Regions from separate parts of the Homo sapiens genome. Here region 1 is linked to region 2. Evidence: chromatin contacts called from ENCODE Hi-C or POLR2A ChIA-PET data. All regions are on one chromosome and are shown on one strand. Each heading gives the region's core, a stretch centred on a gene start or an enhancer-like site at or near the end of the contact. The rest is flanking DNA. Distances are from core to core; before and after follow the strand shown.

Region 1 (6,426 bases), core at 1,474-3,973, 78 kb after region 2:
GATTACTGCACAAGTAAAATGGGTTAATCCTCATCAAATTGCTAGAACGCTGCCTGGCCCACAGCAAGGCTTGGCAAGCATGAGCTACTATGATTTCACCCAGGACTCTGAAGCCCTGGGTCTTGAAAACTCCAGCCCACTGCTTCTCGCATCTTCCTACAAGTATAGCCACACTAGCATTTCCTACACTGGGATTGAGGACCCAGGAGAAATTCATAAAGCAGGTAATATGTTAGGTAGGGCCAGACTAGCTGATGAAAGGATAAGAAGGTAGGAAGGTGGAGGCAGAGCTTTGGAGAAAAGAATTGCCGGGACGTGTAACTGACATGAAAGCAACCCCTCAGCCTCAGCAGCCCCCATATGCCATCTGTTTCACATATTGGACTTCCATGCCTGGTTTCATTTGAAAACAGAATTCTGCTGCTACCAACCACCACCACAAGCCACTGAGCTAGAAAAAGGGAAGCCGGGAGCTGAGGGTAATGTGAAGGGGACACTTACACGGGGCCTGACCAAAATGAGAAACTGGGCGTGAAGTTCAGCCAGAAGCCAAAAGGAGCCATAACAGGGGGAAAAAATGGGGAAGCACTGACTGGTCTACATTATCTCACCCTTTCTCCCTCCCAGGCTGACCAGCTGAGACACCACCCCAGTTGACAGGATTTCCTGTTATTACACAGACCTGCGATCTCACGCCTCACCGTCTTGTCAACTCAACTTCCCACTTCTGTGGGCTTAAAGGTAAAGGAGGCATTACTAAAAGCTGGAATCAAGCTGGTGGAGAGGCGCAGGGACAGCAGGATGGCAGCAGAGTGGGCAAGCGCGGAAGTGACAGAGGGAAATCACCTCGGATGGAGTCAGTCTGCCTTGCACACAGAGAAAGACCCAAGGTGGCAAAATCCCGCTGCTTGTCCCAACTCTCTTCCCACATGAGGTTAAAGACGATGAGGCAGCTTGCAAGAAGTGCTGCAGGTTAGCCAAGATGAGTTGGAATAACCATATCAGTAGTTAATATTTCTGCGCCATCTGGCAAGTAGGGTTTGCCCCAAGTTCTCTGGCCCTGCACCCTGGCCCTTTGGTGAGATCCGCCCAGACCGCCTCAAGATCCAGGAACAGCAGGGGTCCTCCAGAGTCCTGTGCCCAGTGCTGTAGCTGGTCAGTGCCCATCTAGCCTGACTGCTGAATGCTCTGAAATCACCCACCTCACTTCTGCAATAGGATATGTTTCAAGGAGGCAGCTTCTCTTAAGCAGGAACAGATAGAAAGGCCCCCTCCCCTTCTCTGGTCCATTCCATGGGAGCCCATGGGAGGTGGTGTCCTTGACTCAGGACATGGAGTACTCACACCCTTCGGGTGTCGGCATCCTAGTGGGTGGCAGTGGGAATAGTGAGAAACATGGAGGAAACTGACGAAGAGCATTTATTGAGCTCCTAGTTATGTGGCACACTATGCTCGGCAGTCTGCACACAGAATCTCAAATTCTCCAACAGCCTCACAGGTAGGAGTGTATCCTCATTTTGCAGATAAGATCGATGCTCAGAGCTTTGCCAGGGGCCATACATTGGTAGATCCCAACTCAAATGGAGGCCAACCTAATCAGGCAGTGGTACCCCCCATGCCACAGGGGCAGGCAGGCAAAGAAGGGAGGCAAGTGAGTGTGTACTGTAAGGACCAAGAAAGTCCCTCTAAAGCCAGCAGCCAGGCCTCAGCTCCCCTGACAGGCTCCACACCAGACCGTGAGTCCAGTGCCCAGATCTGACCTTTCCAGAGAGGCCGGAAACCTGGAGTTCTAGGTGAGATGTCCAGATTTCTAAACAACTTTTAGGCCAAACCACATGCGCCAACCCCATGGGTTTCCAATCTGCCATTTCTAACAACCCTTCTTAACCTGAAAGCCAAGTCTGTTTCTCAGCCACAGCAGGTACAAGGTAGTAACACATCATCAGGCAGAGTCACCCAGACCAAGAAGAGCCCTCATCTTAATCCCTCCAAAACTAGGCTCCTCAGAAGGGCAATGCCCCCCTTACCTCATGATCTATTCATGAACCTATGTCCAGGTACATCAAGCCCAAATCTGGATAATGCCAGCTCTGTGTGGCTCTTGCAGCCCACTTACTAAGGGTTTAAGCATGTGGGAGGCTTGGGTTCAAATCCCAGCTCAGGCACTTACTGGCTACATGACTCTGGGTGAGTTATTCCACCTCTCTGTATCTGTACTTCCTCCTTGTAAGACAGGGATACAGTATCTATCTCACAGGGTGTGGGGAGTTTTAAAAGAGTTGACACATATGAAGCACTTGGAACCTGGCATATACTAAAAGGCTAAGCAAGTGTCTGCAGTTATCATTACCTCGTGGCATCAGGCCTGGGACTGGTCTATGGCATCAGCCTGTGAGCTGGATCCAGGCTCACCTTCCTCCCGTCCCCTCCCAGCTCTTCCCCCCTACTGTGGGTCCCCCTCTCTTACAGTCAACACTCTGTTAAAGAGATGGAAAAATCGGAGGTGGATTTCCCTTTGGGTTTCAGGCAACCAACTGACTCAGAAGGAAGATATTTCAACTCAGACCTGTCAGAGATCAAACACAATTCTTGGAACCTCCTCTTTCCTTGAAAATCTCTGGGGTTTTCTTCACACCACCTCCCCCCTCCCAACAAGAACAGAAGCAGGGTGGTTGGAGAGAGAAGGAAAATGTGCGTTTCCTGTCTCAGGCCGGCTGCAGATAACTGATCTCTGGTTTCCGGAAACTTCATCTCTGAGCATTTATTTCTGCCGAGAAAAAGTCCTCCCAGGGAGTTTGAGGAGGCAGGAGGGCATGGAGTGAGTGGTGGTGGCAAGAACGTTAGATCCTCAACTGCCCTTTCTGCCTGCTCCCACTTCTGATTTCAACTTGGATATCATTTTCTCCTAGGTCTAATTGTGTGCCCATCCTCCACATGCCCCCAGCACTCCAGATTCCACCATCACCCCTCTAAAAGCGTTGCCTGAGAACTACCTGCCCAGTTCCTCTCTCATTCTGCTGTAAGATCTCCAAGACACAAACCACCTACTCAATGACCACCCCAGTATACAGCCCAGTACTGGGCAGAGCACTCCACATTTATTCAATAAATAAATCAATGAATCAATGGCCCCTGCTTCGACACACACACCCCAACACTCAAAGACTGAAAGCACTTATAAGAACATTGGCAAGCAGGTTCTTCAAAGAACCAGCAAACATCAGTCTTGCTTTTTTCACACTTTTCTAATTCTTCTCGGTTACATAAAATCAGTGGGAGAGGTGGCAGAAAAGACTGTTTAGGGAGAGTGTGCTCTTGTGTCAGCTTAGCTGCTCTTGTTCTTGGAAGGGCTCATGAAACCCAAACCTCTAACCCAGACTTTTCCTCGCTGCCAAAATGCAGCCACATCAGGGGTGAGGCTGGAGAGGGGTGTTAAAAACCGCACTAACACCCCATTGAGAATTCAAAACAAGAAGACTCCCAGAATCAGCCCGAACTCTGGCAGATGGAAATTTAGGGAAGCCAGAATTGTTGATTGGGATGCCTGGGGATTTAGCTAGAATACGTCTATTCTGAAAGGTCATTTTCTTGCCTTGAGAGATATTACAATGTGCAAGCTGTGCCTAAGGCAGTTTCAATGGGAAATATTCTGATTTATGGTTTTCATATCAATAGACCATGTGCCCTGACTTTTACATGGGACAACATTGGCCGCTATATTGAGGTGAGACGTTTCTGATGGATTTTTTTTTTTTTTGAGACAAATTCTCTCTCTGTCCCCCAGGCTGGAGTGCAGTGTGGCACGATCTTGGCTCACTGCAACCTCTGTCTCCCAGGTTCAAGCGATTCTCCTGCCTCAGCCTCCCAAAAATAGCTGGCTGGGATTACAGGCGCACACCACCACACCTGGCTAATTTTTGTATTTTTAGTAGAGTCAGGGTTTTGCCATGCTGGCCAGGCTGGTCTCAAACTCCTGACCTCAGGTGATCCACCTGCCTTGGCCTCTCAAAGTTCTGGGACTACGGGGTGAGCCACCGCACCTGGCCTGACAGATTTATTCTTAAAGGGTGGAGAAACCTGTCTTTGGATCCAATACTGTGTTTTAGAATTTGACCATCCTCAGTCCCAAGTTCTTCCTCATAATTACTTCAAAGTCTATCTGCTAACATTTAAACTAGAGTCTATTTTCAAAGACATGTCTTAAATGGAAAGGCCACTTATAATAATGACTGCATTACAAGACTCAGTTACATAAAACATCTACCTTCCTAGTCATCCTTTGCATTGGCTACTATTTAAATAAATTTGTATTTCCCAGGTACATACTAACCCTACAGATAGAAAGTGGCCAGGGTGGCTGGGATGAGTGACCCAAAGAATCTGATTTAGGCTTTGACTCCAGACTTGGATACTCCATCAAAAAGTTTATTACCATTTGGGTTCAGTAGAATGGAGAACTGAAAAAGTCATTTCCTCTTGTTCTTTTCTCTGTGGAAAGGAGAAACAGCTGGCTCTCCTTGTAAGAACTTAGCCTCACCCAAACTTCAACTCCAGGCACCACTCTTTGAGGATTCTGTCCCAGACTCTCTAGTTCAAAGTGAGCTCACCTCATCCAAACTGCTGGAGAAGTTTTTTCTGAGACAGGATCTTGCTCTGTTGCCCAGGCTGGAGTGCAGTATGCATCATCACGCCCAGCTTTTCATTTTATTTGTATTTTTTGTAGAAACTGGGGTTTCATTAAAGCTGGTCTCAAACACTTGGACTCAAGCGATCCTCCTGCCTCAGCCTCCCAAAGAGCTGGGATTACAGGTGGGAGCATGACACCTGGCCTGGAGAGGGTTATACACAGCACTATTCATGGGGCAATTCATCACGTTGGCCTGTGTTCTCATGCCTCGTACTCACCCATTATGTATCACTTTACTATTTCTTAACTGTTCACAGTAATAAGAATCATATGGCTAATATTTATTAAACCTTTATTAAATTACCAGACCCTGTGCTAAGGATGCTTTTAGCATTATCTCAATCCTCCCAATGACCATGAGGTTAGTGCTATTATTATCCTCATTTCATAAAAGACAAAACAGACTTAGAAAAATGAAGTCACTTGCCCAAGGTCACACAGCTAGCCCAGTCTTGATCCCTGGTCTCTCTGAATCCAGAAACTGCTCTCTTTGGTTAAAAATTTCCATTAAACTTAGCACAAACCCTCTTGCATATAACAGGACTGTCACAACTGAAAAATGGGCTGAAGAACTGAGGCTTCTCTGTTTGCACATCTCTTTCTGACATCCCTACCATCCTGTGCCCCACCCTCTCCACCAATCCTGCCTCAACCATGTTGAGTTGATAGATCTGTTCTGCAAACAAGTCTTCCAAAAGGAAAATCAAAACCCAAGTGTCTACTTGAATGTAACCAGAGAGCAGCCTATTTCAGTGTTTAAGATGCTGGAATAAAGGCAGCTGTGTTTACCTCCACACAGGCACTTGCTGATGTGGGAGGGCTAGCTTCATTCAACTTGAGACATCCAGGTCACGTCAATGCCTGGGAGATACTTCACATCTTCAGTTATATTCTGTGTCTCTGATGTGAAAGCCTATCTCCATCCTCTGGCCTTCTCTAAAATAGTGTGGCTAGAATGTAAGGTACAGAAACATGGGGAAGGAAAGCTCTGATTTTTTTTTTAAGCTTTGGCTTATTCTGGGCTCAATTTATATCTGGGCACATAGTTTCAAACCTCAACCATATGTATTTCCCACTAGTCTGAAAAATCAGTCAAGACACAGAGGAACATCTAGCAGCCCTAACCCCAACACTGGAAAGGAGGGCTGGGGGAGTGTCATGCTCCTCATGATGAGTGTTAGTCACAGGATGTGATAAGAGATGGGCTCACAGAGACCTCGGGAAAGGAACGATGGCAAAAAAAAAAAGATCAGGAACCATCAACTTAATCCTTCTCCCAACATAAGACCTCTCTTTCTGACACTACAATATAGTGCAAAGAACAAAGGTGTTGCTATGAGTCCCCCCAAAATTTATATGTCAAAGCCTTAACCCCCAATTTGATGGGATTTGGAGATGGGCCTTTGAGAGATACTTGGGTTTAGATGAGGTCATAAGAGTAGGGCCCACATGATTAGTGTCCTTATAAGGGACATCAGAGAGCTCTCTCTCCCCATCAAGTACAAAAGAGGTCATGTGTACACACAGTACACATCTTCCAGTCGGGAAGAGGGCCATCACCAGGAATGTAAATGACCGGCACCTTGATCTTGGACTTCCCAGCCTCCAGGACATTGAGAAATAAATTTTTGTTGTTTAAGTCATCCAGTCTATGGTATTTGTTATGGCAGCCCCGGTAGACTACTACAGGTATCTAAGTCAGAAAGGAGTTCAAATCCTTTTGCCACTGCTCATTGCTG
Region 2 (6,837 bases), core at 3,385-5,884:
AGACCAGTGAGAAAGAGTGAGCATGGTGATTTGAGGAACTACAAGTAGTTTGTGTTGTGCTAGTTCAACCCAATAGCAATGTAGATGATTTGAGGTGGAGGTGGGGGTACTAGTACCTGAGCTGTTGGAATACCTAAGTGAAGACAGCTTGAATTATGGCGATGACCGTCAAGATAGACCTAGGAGCCAGTACATATTTAGGAGAGAAGATCTACTGCCTGTGTGACTAAATAAATGTGATGAGTGAAGGAGAGGGAGGCGTCTAGAATGACTCTTGGTTTCTGGCCTTTGTCACTGGGTAGATGGAAGGGCCATTCGGCAAAAAAGAGTGAACACAGGAAGAACTGACTGGAGGTAGAGTTTAAAAAAAAAATCTGTTTTAATGTATTGAATTACAGATAATGACTTCACCCAGCTAGGGAACAGGTGGGATGACTGACATGCATTATGTGCTGTCTTAAGCCCCAAAGAGAAATTAGGACTCAGAGTATTGATTTGGGAAAGTGATTTGTGGTAATAATGGAAGTTGTGATTGAGATCATATGGCGTATGTACAGGAAAGAGAAGTATGCCAAGGAAAAGAGCCATGAACAAACAGTATAAGAAACAGATGAACCAGGCAAAGAGAAAGTAGTATTATGGTCTCCAAAATTAGTTTCAAGATTCATGATCAGTAGTGTCAAATGTCTGAGATTGATCATTGTTTATGATATGTCTTTCTTTTTGGAGAGTGCAGTTACACTTTTGGTTTTCCATTATACTTTTTTTTCCCTGACTTATGTGTAACAAACATACATTTAATAATTTAAAAAATAAAATGAGCAAAATGGTATGGTTGTATTTTGTGGGAAAATTCTGTATTGTGCTTAGAGAAAAAGAAAGAAATAAAATGTTAATGGAAGTTAGGTGAGATATTAGGTAACACCCTTTTTGGTCATCTATATTTTCTAGGTTTTTTAAAGACTATATGACCTTTTATAATAAAAATTGTTGTATTATGAATGTTTTTCGTATAATAGGGTGTTCTTAATGACCTTAGAATGGCATGGTGCCAGGAGAAATTCCAATTTGCAATAGATTTGTATACTGGGAATTGCAGACAATACAGGTAGACTATATTCTTGACTTTAAAAAAAATGGTATTAATATTAACTAGAGAGAGACAAAAGCTCTTCAGAGAGGTTTGTCCTTTTTTGATGGGAAAGACTTCAATAATTGTATTCTAAAGGAAAGTGTTAGAGGAAGAGATGTTTAAAGATGAAGAAAAATCACTGAGTAAAATCTCTGGGGTGTCGCAACAGGTCAGGTAACATTTAGAGCACAGGTAGAATGTTAATCTTGGAGAGGACAGGCATCTCAGTTAGAAAAGAAGGATGTGTGTAAATACATTTTTTGTAGGTGGGAGGGAGATTTATGTGAGTGAAAGCTGGGAGAGTAGTCATCAGATAGTCTGTTTTTCAGTGAACTAAGAGGCAGAGTCGCCTCATTGGATCAAGAATCTGTTGAAGGCAAAGGAAAATTGTAGAGAATTGAGGGAAGTGGTGTGACTACTTGAAAACTTCTTATTTGACCTGGCCAGGTCCTTTTCCTACTCCTCACGGTATCTATTCCCAGCCTAAGGCTTGTGCTTGATTTTTAGATGCAGAGGAATCACTTGGCACGCCACCTACAAGAGAACACCCAGTCACACATGAGAATGTTGGCCCAGGCTGTTCATAGTTTGAGCGTTATACCCGACTCTGGGTATATCTCAGAGGTCCGGAATTTCCAGGAAACTATTCACCAGTTAGAGGGTCGCCTTGTAAGACAAGACCATCAAATCCGGGAGCTGACTGCTAAAATGGAAACTCAGAGTATGTATGTAAGTGAGCTCAAACGAACCATTCGAACCCTTGAGGACAAAGTTGCTGAAATCGAAGCACAGCAGTGCAATGGAATTTATATTTGGAAGATTGGCAACTTTGGAATGCATTTGAAATGTCAAGAAGAGGAGAAACCTGTTGTGATTCATAGCCCTGGATTCTACACTGGCAAACCCGGGTACAAACTGTGCATGCGCTTGCACCTTCAGTTACCGACTGCTCAGCGCTGTGCAAACTATATATCCCTTTTTGTCCACACAATGCAAGGAGAATATGACAGCCACCTCCCTTGGCCCTTCCAGGGTACAATACGCCTTACAATTCTTGATCAGTCTGAAGCACCTGTAAGGCAAAACCACGAAGAGATAATGGATGCCAAACCAGAGCTGCTTGCTTTCCAGCGACCCACAATCCCACGGAACCCAAAAGGTTTTGGCTATGTAACTTTTATGCATCTGGAAGCCCTAAGACAAAGAACTTTCATTAAGGATGACACATTATTAGTGCGCTGTGAGGTCTCCACCCGCTTTGACATGGGTAGCCTTCGGAGGGAGGGTTTTCAGCCACGAAGTACTGATGCAGGGGTATAGCTTGCCCTCACTTGCTCAAAAACAACTACCTGGAGAAAACAGTGCCTTTCCTTGCCCTGTTCTCAATAACATGCAAACAAACAAGCCACGGGAAATATGTAATATCTACTAGTGAGTGTTGTTAGAGAGGTCACTTACTATTTCTTCCTGTTACAAATGATCTGAGGCAGTTTTTTCCTGGGAATCCACACGTTCCATGCTTTTTCAGAAATGTTAGGCCTGAAGTGCCTGTGGCATGTTGCAGCAGCTATTTTGCCAGTTAGTATACCTCTTTGTTGTACTTTCTTGGGCTTTTGCTCTGGTGTATTTTATTGTCAGAAAGTCCAGACTCAAGAGTACTAAACTTTTAATAATAATGGATTTTCCTTAAAACTTCAGTCTTTTTGTAGTATTATATGTAATATATTAAAAGTGAAAATCACTACCGCCTTGTGCTAGTGCCCTCGAGAAGAGTTATTGCTCTAGAAAGTTGAGTTCTCATTTTTTTAACCTGTTATAGATTTCAGAGGATTTGAACCATAATCCTTGGAAAACTTAAGTTCTCATTCACCCCAGTTTTTCCTCCAGGTTGTTACTAAGGATATTCAGGGATGAGTTTAAACCCTAAATATAACCTTAATTATTTAGTGTAAACATGTCTGTTGAATAATACTTGTTTAAGTGTTCCTTCTGCCTTGCTTACTTATTTCCTTGAGGTTACGAAGTAGCATCTTCCCCAGAGTTTATAATGCTGAGAACCACGTGGATACCAACTGCTCATTGTTATGCTATGTAACCCTTTTTGTCTATTCAGTGCAGAGTGAATTTCACAGCTCTGCATATGTCTTCATTTGTTTAATGCTTACAAGACAGGAGATGCACACATACAATCAGCAACATAAAAATTAAAAGTGACCCAAGTAGTCAGCGCATGTGGCATCTCATTGGTGGTGACAGAAGCTATGTGAGCCAGAAGTTTTCAGCTCTTTTGAATACCCTCTGGTTTATTTCGATTAAAAAGAACAAAATTGATTTCCTAAAATCAGAATTTTTTAAAACTTGGGAGATGATTGGAGATACCTAGGAGGTCACCAAACTAGGATTAGAAGTCACAGTGGTTGTATCACAACTTAGCTTGAGTATGTTGCTGTAGCCTAACAACTGCAGGTTCTGAGAAGGATCCTGTAGAATCCTGGAAGTAACCAGATTTTCCTAATAGGGAGATGATTTTTTTGTGTGCCATCATGTATTTGTTAAAGGCCTATATATAGATATAAAATATCGTGGAATCTAGTTCTCAGGGAGACCCGCAACTAGTATAAGCTTATAAAGGATCTAAAGATCCATCCACCATTTAAAGTTGTCTGGTAATGAGAGATGACATTGTATCCCCCAGAGAGGCCAAATCAGAGTCGCCAGCCAGCGTTCTAGATCAGCCTTAATTTCAAGAGAAAGCCAAGGACCTCATCTGCAGGGGAGTGTGGTTTTCAGCCCCAGCGAGTGTCACTTTGAACTTTCCCTTTGCTTTTTTCTCTCTTCTCCCTCCCCACCCACCCTTAGGCTCCTGATCTGGTGAGTTTGTTATGGAGTGAAAATAAAAGTCAAGCAGAGACCTTGTTTCCCGTGCCACCATTAGTACCACAAGCTCATGGCTAGTTACCACATTACTTCCTGGCAGTTTGTGTCCCTCAGCTGTGCCTTCCAACCAGCGCCTGAGAATCACTGCATACCACCCTCTAGGTAGGGAAACCTACACTGCTGCTGTTCCTGTGATTATTTTACAATGAATAAATAATTGTCAAGTTCCATTTAAAAACTGAACAGTAGTATTTTTGTATTTGCGTAGAAAAAGCCTGAAGGAAATATACTAAACTTTTTGTTGGCTTATTTTCCTTTGCGCTTGCTTATATTTTTTACATTTTCTACAATAAATGTGTACTTTTATCGGAGAAAAAAATTAAATGTTGCCACAAAACATTTAATCTCCACGCCCCCAGCTCAAAAAAGGAAATGATATTTAAAAGCTTCCTGGTCAGATTTCTATTAAAAGCACTGGCTGTGCATTAGATACAAAGAGGAGTCATTTCCTGCCTTGGTGATACTATTTTTTTCTACTAACTCAAGAGTCTTTATTAAAAAAAAAAGTTGTTTTGCCTAATTTCAGCTTTTAGCAAGCTTCCCATCTGTAAAATGATTTGGACCAGATATTTCTAGAGTCCCCTCCAGCCATAACATTCTGTCTCAAATTAAGTTCCAACCAGCAGAACAATGACAATACTTAGGAAAGTATTTTGCCAGTATAAAATGTCTTTAACTTACTCTTTGCTGACACTGATACTTTCCTCTAATTTAGTGTCTATCAGCTGGGTCACATCTTAAGTAAAATGAGCAATTTTAACCCCCAACATTTGGCATTTTGTCATAAACCAGCCAGTTATTTTATGCTGGTCATTCATCTTGACTACAAAGTAGAATAGTCAAGCTGTCATTCCAAATAGAAAACTTTTTACTTCAATCAGAATTAAGCCTTAACCTGGAAAGTTGGTTTCTTCCTTACATTTTCCCAATCTCCTACTCTATTCTTAAACATGCTAGTTTCACTCAGTTGGGTATACAAGCCTTTGGGCTTTATGTTGTATGTTACTAACCACCTTTTACCATATTTATCTTTTGGCATCATTCTGGGACATTGCTAAATTAAAAAAGAAATTGTTTCCACTTTTTTCTGGAGATGTTCAACTAAAGGTTGTTTTGTTTTGTTTTTTGTTTTGAGACAGTCTCACCCTGACGCTCAGGCTGGAGTGCAGTGGTGCAACCTCGGCTCACTGCAACCTCCACCTCCCGGGCTCAAGCCATTCTCCTGCCTCAGCCTCCCAAGCAGCTGGGATTACAGGCACCCGCCACCACGCCCAGCTAATTTTTTTGTATTTTGAGTAGAGACCGGGTTTCACCATATTGGCCAGTCTCGTCTGGAACTCCTGACCTCAGATGATCCGCCCGCCTCAGCCTCCCAAAGTGCTGGGATTACAGGCATGAGCCACCACGCCCAGCGTCCAACCCACTGTTGGATGAAACTTGCTGCACGTCATACATTTTGCTGTTGGCAAACAAGTCTGAATGTTGATTTGAAGTTTGGTAGTTTATTACTATCTATTGGCAGCAAAGACTGTTTATTGGTATACTACAATATGATTTAACTTTTATTTTGGGGATAAATAGTAGAAAAAAGTGAAACAGAATGAAGGCAGGTGTTTTTTATTCTAATGATGGAATAATACAGAGATACTGGACGATCTCTAGCAGTTAATTATTGTGACCCATATAAAATTATACAGGTCACAGTATAATTCTCTATTACCGTTTTTACACCAGTAAGTCTTAGATAAACTAAGCATGCTTATGAATTATGTATACAGTTAGAATGCATTATTTTTACAGAGGAACAATTGCTTGTATGTACTAACACTGTTCTCTTGGCTTGCCTCAAGTTCTACTCATTATTTTATATAAAATACTATTAGGCTGGGCACGGTGGCTCACGCCTATAATCCCAGCACTTTGGGAGGTGGAGGCTGGCGGATTACTTGAAGCCAGGAGTTCGAGACCAGCCTGGCCAAAATGGTGAAACCCCATCTCTATAAAAATACAAAAATTAGCCAGGTGTCATGATACATGCCTGTAATCCCAGCTTCTTGGGAGGCTGAGGCACGGGAATCGCTTGAACCCGGGAAGCACAGGTTGCAGTGAGCCAAGATCATGCCACTGCACCCCCAGCCTGGGTGACAGAGTGCAACACTGTCTCACAAAACAAAACAAAAACATCAGATTCTGTTTGTGATGCCTAGTTGCTTACAACCTAAACAGTGCAATGCCTTAAGGAAATGAAAAGGAGCCATAAGTAGTCATTTATATTTTTATTTTGAAGTGTGCTTTTTCTAAACTCCCAGATTGACATGATGGACTGTAAGTTAGTTTCTCTGTTTCTGTCTTTGTGCCTGTAGAGTGTACTTGGCACTTACAAATTCCCAGTATCCAGAAAGATGATCTGATGAAATCAAATTGGATGGATCTTGGCAGACTGTGACACTCAATTACAGCCTTCACTTTCAGTCAAAAACGGACACTTGGCAAGGAGGTGCCTGGTTGTTTCACTAAATGTCACTTGTGTGTGTAATATTTTAAAGCTTTTTCCCCACAGGAAATTCGGGTCATAAAATCCTGAAAAATAATTCTAGGTGGGAAAAGCATTTTAGGAAATGAGAGATGTGGTGCTGCTTTTCTTCTCTCAGAGTGCTTTCTCAGCAGGACACTAGCCCTGCCTTTAAGATGGGGAAGTTGGGGCATGTGCCTCTGCTCTTACTGTCTGCAGCTCTGAAGGTAGGTGCTGTCCCACTCGGACAATCGCC

The links. Hi-C counts contacts between places; a loop is a spot of excess contacts on that map. ChIA-PET counts read pairs that join two places held with the same protein, here RNA polymerase II (POLR2A). Pooled maps may share reads with other maps.
Region 1: a loop to region 2 is called in a pooled map, with 4 times the contacts of the local background. The contact joins two enhancer-like sites. A Hi-C loop is called at or near these places in 1 of 168 maps with a recorded cell type or tissue (heart right ventricle) and 2 of 50 pooled maps. POLR2A ChIA-PET finds 5 or more read pairs at or near these places in 9 of 52 experiments (AG04449, HEK293, MCF 10A and 6 more).

Annotation. Positions count from the first base shown.
Region 1 is chr11:36,405,613-36,412,038 of GRCh38, reverse strand. The region is part of intron 3 of PRR5L (proline rich 5 like); the gene reads right to left. Among named protein-coding and RNA genes, the nearest start is that of TRAF6, 100 kb to the left of the region's middle. RefSeq lists an enhancer at 506-800. Within about 2 kb of position 2,723, at least 5 of the 41 ENCODE cell types and tissues checked have a DNase peak (open chromatin) inside an H3K27ac peak, as active enhancers do.
Region 2 is chr11:36,485,453-36,492,289 of GRCh38, reverse strand. TRAF6 (TNF receptor associated factor 6) reads left to right here. Exons shown (of 7, transcript NM_004620.4): 7 at 1,640-6,837. The coding sequence ends at 2,452. Among named protein-coding and RNA genes, the nearest start is that of TRAF6, 21 kb to the left of the region's middle. Within about 2 kb of position 4,634, at least 4 of the 41 ENCODE cell types and tissues checked have a DNase peak (open chromatin) inside an H3K27ac peak, as active enhancers do.